Regions from separate parts of the Mus musculus genome. Here region 2 is linked to region 1. A link is a loop called in an ENCODE intact Hi-C map of the cell type or tissue named here. Cell type or tissue: gastrocnemius. All regions are shown on one strand.

The links. A loop is a pair of places that touch in the nucleus more often than their neighbours do. Peaks named below come from ENCODE experiments on the same cell type or tissue, not always from the same donor. Only the 100,000 strongest peaks of a DNase experiment are listed, where the experiment ranks them.
Region 2: a loop joins it to region 1, with 3 times the contacts of the local background. A loop is called at or near these places in 1 of 42 quality-filtered maps.

Annotation. Positions count from the first base shown.
Region 1 is chr7:4,861,716-4,869,715 of GRCm38, reverse strand. Isoc2b (isochorismatase domain containing 2b) reads left to right here and starts at 3,537. Exons shown (of 6, transcript NM_026158.2): 1 at 3,537-3,655. In gastrocnemius, a CTCF peak has its summit at 4,516 (motif pointing left); DNase peaks (open chromatin) are centred at 3,423, 4,080, 4,477 and 6,502; H3K4me3 peaks cover 1,867 bases; H3K27ac peaks cover 3,419 bases.
Region 2 is chr7:4,679,701-4,687,700 of GRCm38, reverse strand. Hspbp1 (HSPA (heat shock 70kDa) binding protein, cytoplasmic cochaperone 1) reads left to right here and starts at 2,720. Exons shown (of 8, transcript NM_001360629.1): 1 at 2,720-2,807; 2 at 3,135-3,429; 3 at 5,653-5,857. The coding sequence starts at 3,226. In gastrocnemius, no CTCF peak of the experiment used is centred here; DNase peaks (open chromatin) are centred at 2,445, 2,605 and 3,291; H3K4me3 peaks cover 1,631 bases; H3K27ac peaks cover 1,439 bases.

The sequences.
Region 1 (8,000 bases):
TTGAAGCCAGCCTAGGCTCAGGAAGGGAGGGAGGACGCACTATAGTGTGTTTTGATTTCTTTTAAAAACACAGGAATATTAATAAGAATGTGCTTTTGGTTTACTCCCCGGCGTGGGATGTGGGCTGCTTTGGATGCCCACAGCAGCTGACTGTGATTTGCCTCCTGCTCTAGCTAAGGCATGGTTTTGCCCCCCGCAGATAGTTTCTGTGATGAGTTATGGAATTCTGGAGACTTTTCAGAGAGTGTATACATGCTAGGCTCCCCCAAGAGGCAGTGTGGGTTTTATGGGAGTTGGTTGTTGGTTGTTGTTGGTCACTGTCTGTTAAGTAGTCGTGTACAAAGAAGAAAGAACAAGAAGATATTAGATATCCTCACAGCAAAGATCAAACTTGCCCCCAAGGAACTTGATGCCCCTAATCAGCAACAAATCGTCTAATTAACGATGTTGCCCCCTTTCTGACTCCTGACTTTATCCAGGGATGTCTTTCTTCCCTGTCCTTTTCCCTCTCTTGTCCAGTGTTAGGAGGTTGGAAGGGTGGAAGAAAAAGGGTGGAGAAGCGTGGGAGGAAGGAGAATCCGCAAAGCAGCAAAAGGCACACAAGCTACAACACACACACACACAGCACACAAGCTACAACACACACAGCACACAGCACACAAGCTACAACACACACACACACAGCACACAAGCTACAACACACACACACAGCACACAAGCTACAACACACACACACAGCACACAAGCTACAACACACAAACAGCACACAAGCTACAACACACACACACAGCACACAAGCTACAACACACACACACAGCACACAAGCTACAACACACACACACAGCACACAAGCTACAACACACACACACAGCACACAAATCAAAGCAAATACTTCTTTTTGAAACAGGGAGAGAGAGGCAGCTAGAGAGATGGTTCAGCATTAAGAGAAGTGACTGCTCTTTCATGATGAGGAGGTTCGAATACCACAGTCAGGGGGCTCACAAACACCCCCTGTGACTCCAGCCTCAGGGGATCCAAAGTCCATTCAGGCCTCCATGGGTAAACGCACACAGTGAGACAGGGGCATGTAATACATAAATAAGATAAAAATAAATCTGTTCTCTTTCTTTTTCTTTTCTTTCTTTCTTTCTTTCTTTTTGTTTGTTTTTTTTTTTGTTGTTTTTTTGTTTTTCGAGACAGGGTTTCTCTGTGTAGCCCTGGCTGCCCTGGAACTCACTTTGTAGAACAGGCTGGCCGTGAACTCAGAAATCCATCTGCCTCTGCCTCCCGAATGCTGGGATTAAAGGCGTGTGCCACCATGCCCAGCATAAATCTGTTTTCTTAAAGACAGGAAAATAGATGGAACTGGAAAGTATATTAAACAACCACAGGAGAAAAAGTACAAGGAGTCCCATAAAGGACCAGAGGTGGACCCTGAGTCTAGAAGGCTTTGGGCTGTGGTCCAAGAAGGGGGCCTGGGCTTGGTTTATTTATATTATACAGATTCTATTTTTGTACAGATTTGCATGGCACTGTGATTGAATTCGGAGCTTCATGCATGCTGGGCAAGTGCTCCACCATCTGAGTTATATCCACAGCTGTGCCAGGGACGGACTACAAGGGTGGGAACTCTGGAGGGGCTGCCTTTGGCTTTGGGGGTGAGGAGGGGAGAGCCTGTGTTATTTATGGGTTTCACAGGCTTTCCCACTTCCCACGGATCTCCTGAAATGCCAGGCACAGGTACCTCCCAGTTGTGCATTCTACGCTAGGCGAGAGCCACAGGCTCAGTGTCGGCACTAACGTACATGGTGTGAATAGCTGTTAAGGGAACTGAAGCCAGCACCTGCCAATTAACTTTATAGACTCTAACACAAGAGTGATGGCATTTGCCCTTTCTTTTCTCTTTTCTTTTTCTTTTTACCAACCCCTACCGCTACCCACACACCTGCCCTTGGTTTCACTATGTAGCTCTGGGGAGTCCTGGAACTCACTTTGTAGACTAGGCTGACATCCTAACTCACAAAGATCTGCCTGCATCTGCCTTCAGAGTGCTTGGATTAAAGGTATGTACCACCATGCCTGGTTCTTTTCTTCGTGTGTGTGTGTGTTTATAAAATTTTGGGTGTGTGTCTGCCCATGTGTCTGCTTACCACATGCATTCAGTGCCAAAGTGGCCAGAAGAAGGTGTCTGAGCCCCTGGAAGTAGAATTACAGGCGACTGTGAGCCTCCACCACTGTCTGGCTTGTTGTTTTTAATCTTTGTTCAGCTCATTTTGTTTTTGAGGCTCAGTTTCAGGATGCACTTGAGTTCACTGTTCTGGGGAGACCAACTTTGAACCTCTGCCGGTTGCCTTCCCAGTCCCATCCCATCCCCCATCTCTCCCACCCTCACCCCACCCCCATGCATACAGTGCTGGGCACTAAAGCGAAGGCTTTATTCATGCCAGGCAAGGACTCTGCCACCTGAGCTACAGTTCCAGCCTTATTTCTTTTTCTTTGTTCGACAGTGTCACACTCTGTGGCCCAGGCTAACCTGGAACTCTGTGTATATATATATCTCTCCCCCAAAAGATCCTCACCCACACTCAGCCTCCCAAGTGCTGGGTTTACAGTCCTCGTTAGCCACCATGCCTAGCCCTTTTCTCATAACTTCAAGGTGAAGAAATCCTCCTGTCTCCACTTCTGAGTACTTGGGGTCATGGGTATTAAGCCACCGTAATCAGCTTTTGTTTTCTTATTCATTGAACTCAAGGCCTCAGCTTCTAGAACGCTGGGATTACCGGCCCTGAGCCACCATACCAGGTTTATATATCTGGATGAAGTAATCCTCTCTCTCTTAACCCCCACTTCTAAGTACAGAGTCAGTTTTCTATATAGACCACCCAAGGAGACAAGTCCTGAATTCCTGGAGAAAAAGCTAACTGGCAAGCAGTGGGGGAAAATGTCTTACGAGGCTTGTTCTTTTGTTTTCTTAGTTTGACTTTCGGGTTTTCGAGACAGGACTTACTTCCGTGTTGTACTGGCTATTCTGGAATTCGCGTTGTAGAGTCAGAATTATGCCTGCCTCTGCCTCCTGAGTACTGGAACTAAACCATTAACTAAATCATCGGTTTATGATGATTACTGGAACTAAACATTTGCGCCACCATGCCCGGCTGTTGTTTTGGTTGACAGGGTCTCACCACGCAGTCCCGGCTAGTCTCGAACTGGCGATACTCGTGCTTCAGCCTTCCTAGAGCTAGGTTACAGAAAGCATCACCTCTCCCCGGTCGCCCCGGATGGAGTGGATGGTGCCATGAACCCTACACTAGCCAAGATTGAGCCTCTAGCTCTCTGGTCGTTCTTCACCCTCCTTCCGGGTTAGAAGCCGAGCTCTCAGCCAAGGCCCTCCCTCCGTGGATTTTCATTGGTCCTACCCTCTGTCTCTCCGCCTGCTCCAGTTTCTTCAGACCAATCGAATTAACAGGATGGAGTAGAACAGAGTGAGGCGAACGCCGATTGGTTGGCTCGGCGCGGGGGTGTAGACCCGCGGCTCTGACTACGTGTCTACAAAGGGCAAAAAGGAGGCCCAGTACGGGGTCAGTGGGAATCCAGCGGGGAAAAGGTCACGGGACTTCTTGGAAAAGGGGCCCGAACTCGAACCTGGGACCTTCGAGTAAGTCCGGTTCGTTACTTGCTGGCTGTTTGCAAACCCACCATCCCGTCATTCAGACCGGGAAACGGAAGCTTTGCAGGGTGTCGGGTTCGGGGGTTGGAATGGCATTCCATTTGGTCTCAGGATAGACCCGCGGGGAGAGTCCCCAACCCTCTCTAGAGACAAATTTTGCATCAACCCCGCCAGTGAGCTAACCCTGGAGAAAAAAAGAGACCCAGAGAGGAAGGGAAACTCACCCAGGGTCACACAGCCTGAAATTCCTGGTTCCAGGAGTTGTGGTCCCCGCTTCTCTCACAATTACGTGCTCCTCTGTATCGCTCTCCCTAAAGCATCGTGGATCCTCTCCCATCTGTGTCCCCAGTCCATCTCGATCAAATCTGGCGAACTGAGCCTGGCTGTCATGAAAGCCAGGCAAATCAAGTGCTCTCTACCACTGAACTCCATCCAGCCCCCTTGCTCATTTCCTTCACACTGTGCCTCCCAAAAATGGGTTCCCAAGCCAAGAACCCAGCCCTTGGGACATAAGCCTTAAAAACCTATGAGGGGAATAGAGAAGGGGGGGCGAGTAGACATGGCTCAGTGGCTAAGAACTCTGGTTTCTCTTGTAGAGGACCTGGGTTTGGTACTCAGCACCCAGACGGTGGTTTACAACCGTCTTTAAATCTAGTTTCAGGGGACCCGACTACCTCTTCCAGCCTCCACAGACACTACATGCATGTGGCTATGCAGTCTCAGGTCAAACACTCATATAATAAACCCAGTCCGGGCTGGAGAGATGGCTCAGCAGTTACGAGCAGTGGCTCCTCTTCCAGAATGGCTCACAACCATCTGTAATGGGATCTGCTGCCCTCTTCTGGCATGCAGGCATACATGTAGACAGAGCACTCATATACAGGGAATAGATAAATAAATATTTTTTTAAAATTAAAAGTAAATCTGATCAACACACACATTTGGGATCCAGAGAGAAATGACTCCTTCGCTTGTCTCTGACCTCCACATATGCCCCATGGCATGGATACCCTCTCCCATATAGAAACTAAATAAATAAATAGAAATTTTTAAGGAAAAAAAAATCTACATTTGCCATTCAGGGAGCACAGATGGGAGTTTGCCATACCGTTCTTGCGCTTTTCATTTCACTGGCGCACTTTTTATCTGTGTTGGAGACCTCCCTTGCAGGTTTGTTTGTTTGTGGGTTTTTGTTTGGTTTTTTTTTGTTTTTGTTTTGTTTTGTTTTTTAAATGTCTGTGTTGGAGACCTCCCTTGCAGTTGTTTTTGGCTACAAAGAATCCACAGTGAGAATTTGGCTGGCTGCAGTTTTTGTAATCCCAGCTACTCCTTCCGGAAGTTTCAGCAGGAGAATTGCTCGTTGAATTCCAGGTGCCCTTGGGCGATTTAGCAAGATTCTGTGGCAAACGGTGTTGAATCTGATCTCCAGTACTGCATGAATCACTTGTATGCTGATAAATTCTTGCACTAGGGTGTGGAGGCTAGAGGATCAGAAGTTCTAGGTCACCCCAAACCACAAAGTGGAAAACTTGAGAGAGAGAGAGAGAGGGAGAGGAAGAAAGAAGTATATGTATCTAATCACAGCTCAGTGACTCCATACCTAGAATCCCAGGATTTAAACAGCTCACACAGGAGGGTTGACGTGAGTCCCTGGCCAGCCTTGAGTCCATGAGAAGCTCTCTGCTCTACACAGTGGTTGAGAGTGGATATGATGCCATAGGTCATTAAACATTATTAGTGTCTGTTATGTAAGGCATTATGGGTCACCAGGTGGCCAGACTGCAAGTGTCTGTGGCCTAACTGGCTACATTTGGGAATTTGTGGCCCTTTATCACTAGAGCCCTGTCAAAGAGTCTTGTGATTAATAATAACCTGGTCCCTGTCAGATAAATACTTAGGGACAGATTTCTGGATCAGAGGGTTTGTGTCTCCGTCACTTTGAGGATGGTGACCATGCCTGTCAGGCTATGAGACGTTCTGAGCCTCTAGACTGGTCCCTCCGGAGCTCCCTGCTGCCTTCAGCAGATTGCTAGGTCTTTGTGATCCTCTGTGTGTCTCTCTAGCTCATCCACCCCTCAGAAATGTCTCGTGGTGCCTCCGTGTCCCTTGTGCTCAGAACCAGAAGATAGCCCCAGGAGTGGGAAGGAGCCCTCTGGGCACTGGGTGGATTGCTCAACGGGTTAGGTATTGGCCACTCAAGTCTGAGGAGTTAGGTTTGGTTCCTTGATACTCGTGTAAAGCTAGATACAGTAGCATGGAACTGTAATCCCAGTGGTCATACTGGGACATGGGAGATAGAAATGGGAGACTCCCCCAGAAGTGTCCTGGCCAGCTAGCTTGGCTTGTACAGCAGCAGAAAACAGGAAACTTTATCTCAGTGTGGAAGGTTACCGCCAACACATGAGGCTGGGCTCTGATCTCCACATGTGCTTTCATGTATATGCTCCCACTTACACACACACACACACACACACACACACACACACACAGGGGTAGGTGGAGGAACACAGACACTCACTGGCCCTCCAGGAAATGGGGAGCAGGGGCCTTGAGGTGGGACATGACTGGGCTGAGGCTAAGGGGGAGTCTAGAGGCTGTGGTCGTGTGGGCAGGGCTTCTATCTCAGTTTTCAGGTCTGGGAGAAGATGTTGGGTCAAACAGAAGTGTCTGTCAATTTTGAACCTCATCCCCACAGGCTGTTTTTGTTAGCTGTTGACTTTATTCCAAAGCTTGTATTCATTCTTCACTGGACAATCTGTTACACGTTATGCAATCTTAGATTTCTTCTTGGTTAGCTTTTTTAAGGCAAGGTCACTATGCAGTCCTGGCTGGCCTCCAACTCTTGGCACACCACCCAGATAAACCTCCAAAGTGCTGGGATTTTAAGCATGCTCACCATACCCAACACATTTATTCTGATTTTATAGCTCTTCCTTCCTCCCTCCCTCCCTCCCTCCCTCCCTCCCTCCCTCCCTCCCTCCCTCCCTCCCTCCCTCTCTCTCTCTCTCTCTCTCTCTCTCTCTCTTTCTTTCTTTCTTTCTTTCTTTCTTTCTTTCTTTCTCTTTTTGAGACAGGGTTTCTCTGTGTAACCGTAGCAATACTGTCCTGGAACTCTCTTTATAGATCAGCCTGGCTTCAAACTCACAGAGATCCTCCTGCCTCTGCCTCCAAATTACTGTGATTAAAGGTGTGCCAGCACTCCCTGCTTCAGTGTTTTTGAAAGAAGAGGGAAGCTGGCGCCTACATGGTGGCTAATAGCTCTCTGTAAGTCCAGCTCCAGGTAATTTGACGCCCTTTTCTGGACTCTCTCACCATGACATCCATGTGTTTCACAGACATACATGCAGGCACAAGACCAATCAATACACATAAAGTAAAAATAAATAAATAAATAAATAAATAAATAAATAAATAAATAAATCTTGGAATCTTAGAACTGGAAGTGGAGGCAGAAGGATCCAAAGTTCAGTCATATTGTGATTCACAAGTTTTGTTTTTTTGAGACAGGGTGTTTGTTTGTTTGTTTGTTTGTTTTGTTTTGTTTTGTTTGAGCCTTGGTCAATCTGGCCTCAAACTCAGAGATCTGCTTGCCTCTGCCTCCCGGAGTACTGAGATTAAACGTGTGTTGAAGCAGAATTTTAGCAGAGCCATTGTATCTGGTGTTAACTCAGAGCAATGGCACCCAGGCTCTGAAGTAACCTTTTGCACACAGTCAGTGGTTGTTATCCTAGACTTGTTTCTTTGAAGGAGTCTCAGAGCCTTTGCACAACTTAGTCCAGAGACATACCGGGCAAACCTGGAAGTCTCTTATGGCTGAGAAAGCTTAGGTAATGGTCCCAACAGAACCTAGATGAGTGAGAGGTTTTGGCATGCAGAAACTGACTTGCTCAAGGTGCCCTTTGTGTAACAAGAAAGAGGTTCTGCCAAGTGCTTCAGACTTTGGTCCCTGAAAAGCTGATCCCCCTGCAGCTAAGAAGCCTAAACTCATCCTGCAGTGTCTCCTTCTTCATTCAGTGGTCCTGCTTAAGCCAGTGGGTGTCCCCAGTGATCTTAGTCAATGAGTCAAATGATGGACTCGTCCTGTTTTAGTTTAAGATGCAAGGCCTCAATGTTAGTCCAATCAGAATGAGAATTAAAGGCCCAGCCAATGCTGATAGCAGAGTGGCTAACCAGGGAACCAAGAGAACAGAGACCAATTATTTCCCCATCCATGGCAAAACAACAACAACAACAAAAAACCACCACTTTTAATTACTCCTGATCAATTAGCCCAGAAACAACAGGTTTCTTCCAAAGCCATACATAGGGGTTTTTCTTATTGCTGTTGTTGTTG
Region 2 (8,000 bases), 180 kb after region 1:
AAGGTAAGGCTGGAGAGATGGCTTAGCAATTGAGTTCTATTCTTTCAGAGGACCCAAGTTCTGTTGCCAGAACCCATGTCAGGAAGTTCTCAATTACTGGTAACTCCAGCTCCAAGGAATACAAAACCCTCTTCTGGCCTACACATATACACATACATAAAGAGTCTGGATCAGGTGAGATTGCTCAGCAGTGAAGAGCATCGCCTGCAGCCAGACAGTGGTGGTGCACGCTTTTAATCCCAGCACTTGGGAGGCAGAGGCAGGCGGATTTCTGAGTTCAAGGCCAGCCTGGTCTAGAGGACAGCCAGGGTTACACAGAGAAACCCTGTGTCGAACAAACAAACAAACCCCCCAAACAACAAAACAAACAAACAAACAAACAAACCGCACTGACTGCTCTTCGAGAGGTCCAGAGTTCAATTCCCAGCAACCACATGGTGGCTCACAACTACTATCTATAACAAGATCTGATGCCCTCTTCTGTCATGCAGATGTATATGCAGACAGAGTACTAATAAAAATAAATAATTTCTTTTTAAATACAAAAATCAAGCCAGGCAATGGTGGCAAATACCTTTAATCCTAGCACTTGGGAGGCAGACACAGGTAGATCTCTGAGTTTGATTCCAGCCTGGTCTACATAATGAGTTCCAGGACAGCCAGGGTTACACAGAGAAACCCATATCAAAACAAAATTAAAAACAAGATATTTGTTAACAGCAATAGTAAGAGTTACAGGGAACAAACCTTATCTTCTGGCCCACAAGGGCACCAAGCAGGTACATAAGGTGTGTATATATACACAAGTAGGTAAAATACTCATACACAAAATAAAAATGAATAAAACGGAGCAGGGTGAGTGTGCATACTTTTAAAAAATATTTATTTATTATTATACACATGTACACTGTAGCTGTCTTCAGACGCACCAGAATAAGGTGTCAAATCTCATTACGGGTGGTTGTGAGCCACCATGTGGTTGCTGGGATTTGAACTCAGGACCTCTGGAAGAGCAGTCAGTGCTCTTACCCGCTGAGCCATCTCGCCATCCCTGAGTGTACCTACTTTTAAGGCGTGTGAATATTTATGAGTTGTAGGGCAACCTGCTCACATCGTTCTGCAGGCCTGCCCAGGCTACATACTGAGAGCCTCCCCAAAACAAAACACCAAAATAAGGAACCATCTCCAAAACAAAAAACAAAAGAGGGGTGGGGTGGGACGGAGAGAGAGTTCAATGAGAGATATTTCAATGATTAGGAACTCTTGTTGCTTTATTGCTCTTGCTGAAGACTCAGGTTCAACTCCTAGCACCCAATTATGATGGCTCACAACCATCTGTAACTCCAGTTCCTGGCAATCCATCAAGCAAGCATACAGTGCACGCACATACATGCAGGCAAAATGTTCAGGGTCAGTGGTGGCACACGCCTTTAATCCCAGCACTCAGGTGGCAGAGGAAAGTGGATCTCTGTGAGTTTGAGGACAGCATGGTCTACAGAGTAACTTCCAGGACAGCCAAGGCTATACCGTAAAACACTGTCTCAAAAAACAAAACAAAAACTAACCAACCACAAACTATTTGTACACAAGTAAATAGGTAAGTCTACAAAAAAATTAAAAGAACAACAATAATTTAAGAGGCTGAAGAGATAGCTTGTCATTAAGAGTACTTACTGTTCTTGCAAAGAGCCTGAGCTTGGTTCCTAGCACCCATATATATATATATATTGGTTGTCTCATAACTGCCTGTAACTACAGCTTTAGTTTGTCCTTTGTCTCTGGCCCCATAGAAACCTGCATTTACAGGCATCTGCCTCCTCCCCTACTACATAATTAAAAACAATCTTTAAAAATAAAATCTAGCCGGGCAGTGGTGGCCCACACCTTTAATCCCAGCACTCGGGAGACAGAGGCAGGCAGATTTCTGAGTTCGAGGCCAGCCTGGTCTACAAAGTGAGTTTCAGGACAGCCAGGACTACACAGAGAAACCCTGTCTCGAAAAACCCAATAAATAAATAAATAAATAAATAAATAAATAAATAAGTAACTCTAAAAATATTTTTAAAATGATTGGAAGATCGAAGGTGGAAGACAGCTGATGTTGACATGGGACTTCCCACACACCATGCATAGTCACATGAAGACACACAACTCACACAGAGTATTCCACACTGAAACCGGTAATAAATGGGGAAACTGAGGCCTAGAAAAAAGTGAGCCCGAGTCTCAGGTTACAAAGGTGGGATATTAGGGGAGATATCCCGAGACTCTAGGAGCAAATGCAGTTAAAATCAGTTGAGTGAGGAACAAAACCGTCTGAGCAGCAGCAGCAGCAGCAGCAGCAGCAGCAGCAGCAGAGAAGGGGCGTGGCCTACGCAGGGGCGTGGCCGAACAGGACAAGCTGAAGTTCCAGGTACTAAGAGGCGGGACTTGACTGGGACAGGCCGAAAGGCCTAGAAAAGAGGCGGGGAATATGGGCATAGGCGGGGCCTATGCCTGGGAGGGGAGGAGTTCGCCATGAAAGTCCCTTGTTTGCTAAGATAAACAGAGGAGCTAGGGGGCGGGGCTTATAACAAAAGCGCGAAATGTAGGGGCGTGACAAAGAGAAAGTGGTGGGGGCCTAGTCGACAGAGGCGGAGCTAAGTGCCGCATCCGCTAAGAGGTGCTGCTTAGAACTGGGCAAACAGCTTGGGGTGAGGCACTTCCGTGTGAGAACTGCGTATTTCCGGTAAAGATGGCGGCGCCCAGTAGAGTCAGGTGCAGCCTAGTCTATCTTTAGGCGTGGTGGCAGCTCTAGACCCGGCAAGGTGAGATCAGCCCCATTGGGGCGCCCCTCTTCAAAGACACGGGAGGAGAATTGTTGCTAAGGAGACTGAGCGAAGGCTTGTTGCCATGGAGGCGGGGCAGTGGGGTTGCTAAGAGACGAGGACGCAAGCTGGGGAGCTTGGGGGGGCTCGTTGCCAGGGAGTAGGTGGGGCCTGTTGCTAGGGAGCAAGGAGGGACATCTGGATTTGGGCAAGGGTCCTGTTAGTATGAAGGAAGGAAAGGGGGCTATGGTTAAGGTGGTTGCAGGCAGAATGGTTTGGGATCATGAGAAGACTCCTAACACCTTCAAAACTCCACCTTCTCAGCAGACCTTCAAGAGTCGACCCATCCGGACACCATTGCTGCCTCAGCGGTGACCATCAATTTCCTTTAAACACATTCTTCCTTCACAGAAAGTCCATGGCAGACAAAGGCTCAGGGGGCAGTCGCCTCCCTCTTGCGTTGCCTCCGGCCTCTCAGGGTTGCTCGTCAGGGGGCAGTGGTTCCTCGGCGGGGGGCTCAGGCAACCCCCGGCCTCCACGGAACCTCCAAGGCCTGCTGCAGATGGCTATTACTGCGGGTTCTCAGGAGCCAGACCCCCCTCCAGAACCCATGAGCGAGGAGGTAAAGTATGAGGACCTAAGAAGGTTGGGTGAGGGTCCTGAGGATCTAAGTGTCTTGGGGAGAGTGGCTTAGTGAGCTACAAGCTGTTGTCTTCCTGGGTGGTGAGCTAGAGTCTAAATGTGGCATCATGATAGGGTGAAGGTCAGCTGTAAAGTGTCCGATCGCAGCCTTGTATTGGGAAGTCTCATGATGAGTGAAAAGTCTAAAAGCAAGCTGGGTTCTCTAGACCCAGGCAGAACTAGATTCAGCTTTGTCTCCACAAGTGTGACCTTGGGTATATTATTTAATCTTTCGAATCCTCAAGTGTTCGTTCATTTTTGAATTGATGGTGATAATAGTAATGATAGTGTCTTATCAGGCAATTCTGATGTTCCAGTCTATACTGACTCGTACACAACGTAGTTGGGTTTTGCCAGTTGCCAGCCATGACCTTGGTTGGGCAATTCACATCCTTTCTTTGCCTCTGATTTTTTTTTTTTAATCAATGAATTTGGAATAGCTATAATAAAACCTTACAGAATTGTCTTAAAGGTTGATAGGAATTTTTCATGTAACTTTTTTTAATTGACATTTACGATACATAGAATATTGTAGTAATTCAGTTAAGTTACAGAATAATTTATACATGTTGTGTCATGTTGTGCCAAGGTGGAAATAGGCATAGAGCAATGAGATAGTTTGCCCAAATTTGTCCAGGAGCGTGATTTCAAAGCCTTACAGCTTCTTCCCCTTTTCTTTCCTGTTTTGAGATTGCGGTCTCAAACAGACCACGCTAGCCTTAATGACCTTACCCTCCTGACCTTCCTGCCCCACCTCCAAAGTCTTGGACTTACAGATATATGGTAGCCATTTCAGTCCTCCTGAAGCGCCCTTTTGGGGACAGTGTAGTTTCTGGTCTTCCTCTGGACTCCTTTCTTTTGTTATCTCTTGTTCTCCTCATTCTCTATCTTTTCTGGCTTTTTTTTTTTTTTTTTTAATTTCTCCAGACGACAGTTGGCATGGCTGGAGAGCCCTTCTTGTTCCAACTTGGTAGCAAGTGCAGACCAGGGATACTATTCAAACCTCATGTAGTTCTCAGGACTTTTGTCACAATACAGAACCATCCAGCTCACCACAGCCTCCGGTTGTATAGCTGATCCTCAAACCTGACATCTTTTGGGAAATGGGCGGGACTTGTTGCTGAGGACAGAACCCCTGTATCAGCCTGACTCCTCTTTCTCCCCTCCTCCCTTAGCTCAACAGTTGGTTCTCTCTTCAGAGTCCAGGATCTGGCCATATTTCACACTGATACACAGATGAGGTTGTTCTTGAACTTGCTTCTGCCTCCATCCCACCCCGTGCTGGGATTATAAGCATGTGCCACCGAAACCTGCTCCATAAACTTTTCTCTTGCATGGACTACTTAGAATCCTAGTAAGCGCTCTTTCCCTGCTCCTATGCTTCTCAGTCCACCTCTCTGCCTCTCCTCGGGAGAACTCCCTTCCCAGCTCCACCCACTTCATTCAGAGCAGAATCTAGGCCTTTGCATCTGTTTGTAAGATCCAACTTGCTCCTTTCCTGGGGTGTTTCTCTCTCCTCAACTTTTTTCTTCCCTCACTTAACCTTGCTTCAGCCACCTTGGCTTGCTGGTGATTGCCTCTGTCTTGAATATTCTTCCTAGTATATGCTTGGCTATTCCCTGGCCTATTTCATTGCTGACATCTGACCCTCCAAGATGACCCCGTTTAAGTTCTACAGGCCAACCTCCACTCCCATGATCCTCCATTGTGCTTAATCTTACTTACCCTATAGCACTTGTCATATTGCCATCTCCTGTCACACTACATGTTTTGTTTTGTTTGTTTTTTCCCTCTAGCTTCTCTCTGTGTTTGTCTTGCACACACCCTGAACAACACTTTTTTTTCTCTAATCAGTCTGTCTCAGGACTGACTCCCTAGAACCTAGAAAAGAAGTTATGAGTAAAAACTGTGTAAACATCTGAGTGTGGTGGCTCTTGCTTGTTAATCCCAGCACTTGGGAGTCTGAGGCAGGAAGGCTGCTGTGAGCGGGAAGCCAGACTGCACTATAGAATGAGAGACTCCTGTGCTTCCCCCAAGATGTCTCCTAGATACTTGTTGATGGAAAGAGCCATCAGTCCTTGCATTTGGCTGTCCTATTAGTGTCACTCCCTGGGCAGTCACTGAGAGACATCTTCTACCCCCATCCTTCTCCCTTCTTCCCTAGAGACGCCAATGGCTGCAGGAAGCCATGTCGGCCGCCTTCCGGGGCCAGCGAGAGGAGGTGGAGCAGATGAAGAACTGCCTCCGGGTCCTGTCCCAGGCCACACCCGCAATGGCTGGCGAAGCTGAGCTGGCCACTGACCAGCAGGAGCGTGAAGGCGCACTAGAGCTGCTGGCAGACCTGTGCGAGAACATGGACAATGCAGCAGGTACCCTCCTCCCTCAGTACTCCCCAGGCTGTCCCACATGCTGTCTGGCTCTGCCCTTTCCCAATTCTCCTGTATTGAACCAGCAGCTCCTCCCAGGAACAAAGCCCTCCTCATACCCCACCAAGTCCCTGTGGTGACAGATTTGTTCTGCTACTTCCCGAGGAGTCCTGGGACTGATGTTGACTCCCTAATTTGCTTGCTACTCTCTCAAGGGAAGGGAGGTGGTTTGGGATGGAGTGGTAATCTGAGGCCGCCTGGAAGTAGAGTGTTTGATCAGAGACCTGAGTGAGGGTATTTCATGGGGTATATCACCTGAGTGAGGGTATATCATGGGGTATATCACCTGAGTGAGGGTATGTCATGGGGTATATCACCTGAGTGCGGGTATATCATGGGGTATATCACCTGAGTGAGGGTATGTCATGGGGTATATCACCTGAGTGAGGGTATATCATGGGGTATATCACCTGAGTGAGGGTATGTCATGGGGTATATCACCTGAGTGAGGGTATATCATGGGATATATCACCTGAGTGAGGGTATGTCATGGGGTATATCACCTGAGTGCGGGTATATCATGGGGTATATCACCTGAGTGAGGGTATGTCATGGGGTATATCACCTGAGTGAGGGTATATCATGGGGTATATCACCTGAGTGAGGGTATGTCATGGGGTATATCACCTGAGTGAGGGTATATCATGGGGTATATCACCTGAGTGATGGTATGTCATGGGGTATATCACCTGAGTGAGGGTATGTCATGGGGTATATCACCCGAGTGAGGGTATGTCATGGGGTACTCCTGCTTTACAAAAGGCATTCGAGGCAGTAGGAATAGCTAGTGCAAACGTTGAGGTAGGATGGTGCTACTGTGATCAGAACAGACAGACATCCTCCTGTCAAAGGAGTGGGACGGACACGTGTAGGTCTAGGGTAAGCAATGACATTGAAGTATCCATGGTCAAGGTGCATTCTGTAGGTCACATTCATATGTATGTATGCATGTATGTATATATAATTTATTTATTTTTAAATGAGACAAGATCTCACTATGTAGACCTAGCTGGCTTGGAACTCTGTGGTCCAGGATGGTCTCAAACTCACAGGTATTTTACCTGCCTCTGTGTCTCATGTACTAGGATTAAAGGGGGATCAAAGACATTTGCTACCACAACCAGCTTTTTTTCCTTCTTTTTTAAAGATTTATTTATATGAGTACACTGTTGCTGTCTTAAAGAAGAGAGCATTGGATCCCATAACAGATGATTGCGAGTCACCGTGTGGTTGTTGGAAATTGAACTTAGGACCTCTGGAAGAGCAGTTGGTGCTCTTAACCACAGAACCATCTTTCTATAACCACCCCCCCTTTTTCCCCCTTTTTTATGTATGTATGTATTTATTTAATGTATATGAGTGTACTGTAGCTGTCTTCAGACACACGAGAAGAGGGCATCGGATCCCATTACAGATGGTTGTGAGCCACCATGTGGTTGTTGGGAATTGAACTCAGGTCCTCTGGAAGAGTAGCCAGTGCTCTTAACCACTGAGCCATCTCTCCAGCCCTTTTTTTCCCCCTTTTTTGAGACAGGGTCTCACTGTGTTACCCTTGCTGGCCTAGAACTCACTATGTATACATATTAGGCTGGTCTTAAACCCACAGCGATCCCCCTCCTCTGCCTCCTGAGAGCTAGGATTAAAGACGTTTTATGTTTATGTGTGAGTGCCTGCATGTATGTATTTGTGTGTACCACCACATGCATATCTGGTAACCTCAAAGGCTAGAGAAGAACTTTGAATCCCCTGGAACTGGAGTTACAGGCAGTTGCAGTCTGCCCATGTGGGAGTTGGTAACCGAATATGGGTCCTCTACAAGAACAGCAAGTGTTGTTAATCTCTGAGCCATTCCTCAAGCCCCACATTTTTTTTGTTATTGTTGTTGAGACAAATTCTCAGGCAGCCCAGGCTACCCTCATGCTTGCTGTGTACCTGGGGTTGGCTTTGAACTCCTAATCTTCTTTTCTCCTCTCCCCCGGTGCTGGAATTTCAGGTGTGTGTCACCAGGCCGAGTTTCTTTTTTTTTTTTTTTTTTTTAATTTATTTATTATTTATTATATGTAAGTACACTGTAGCTGTCCTCAGA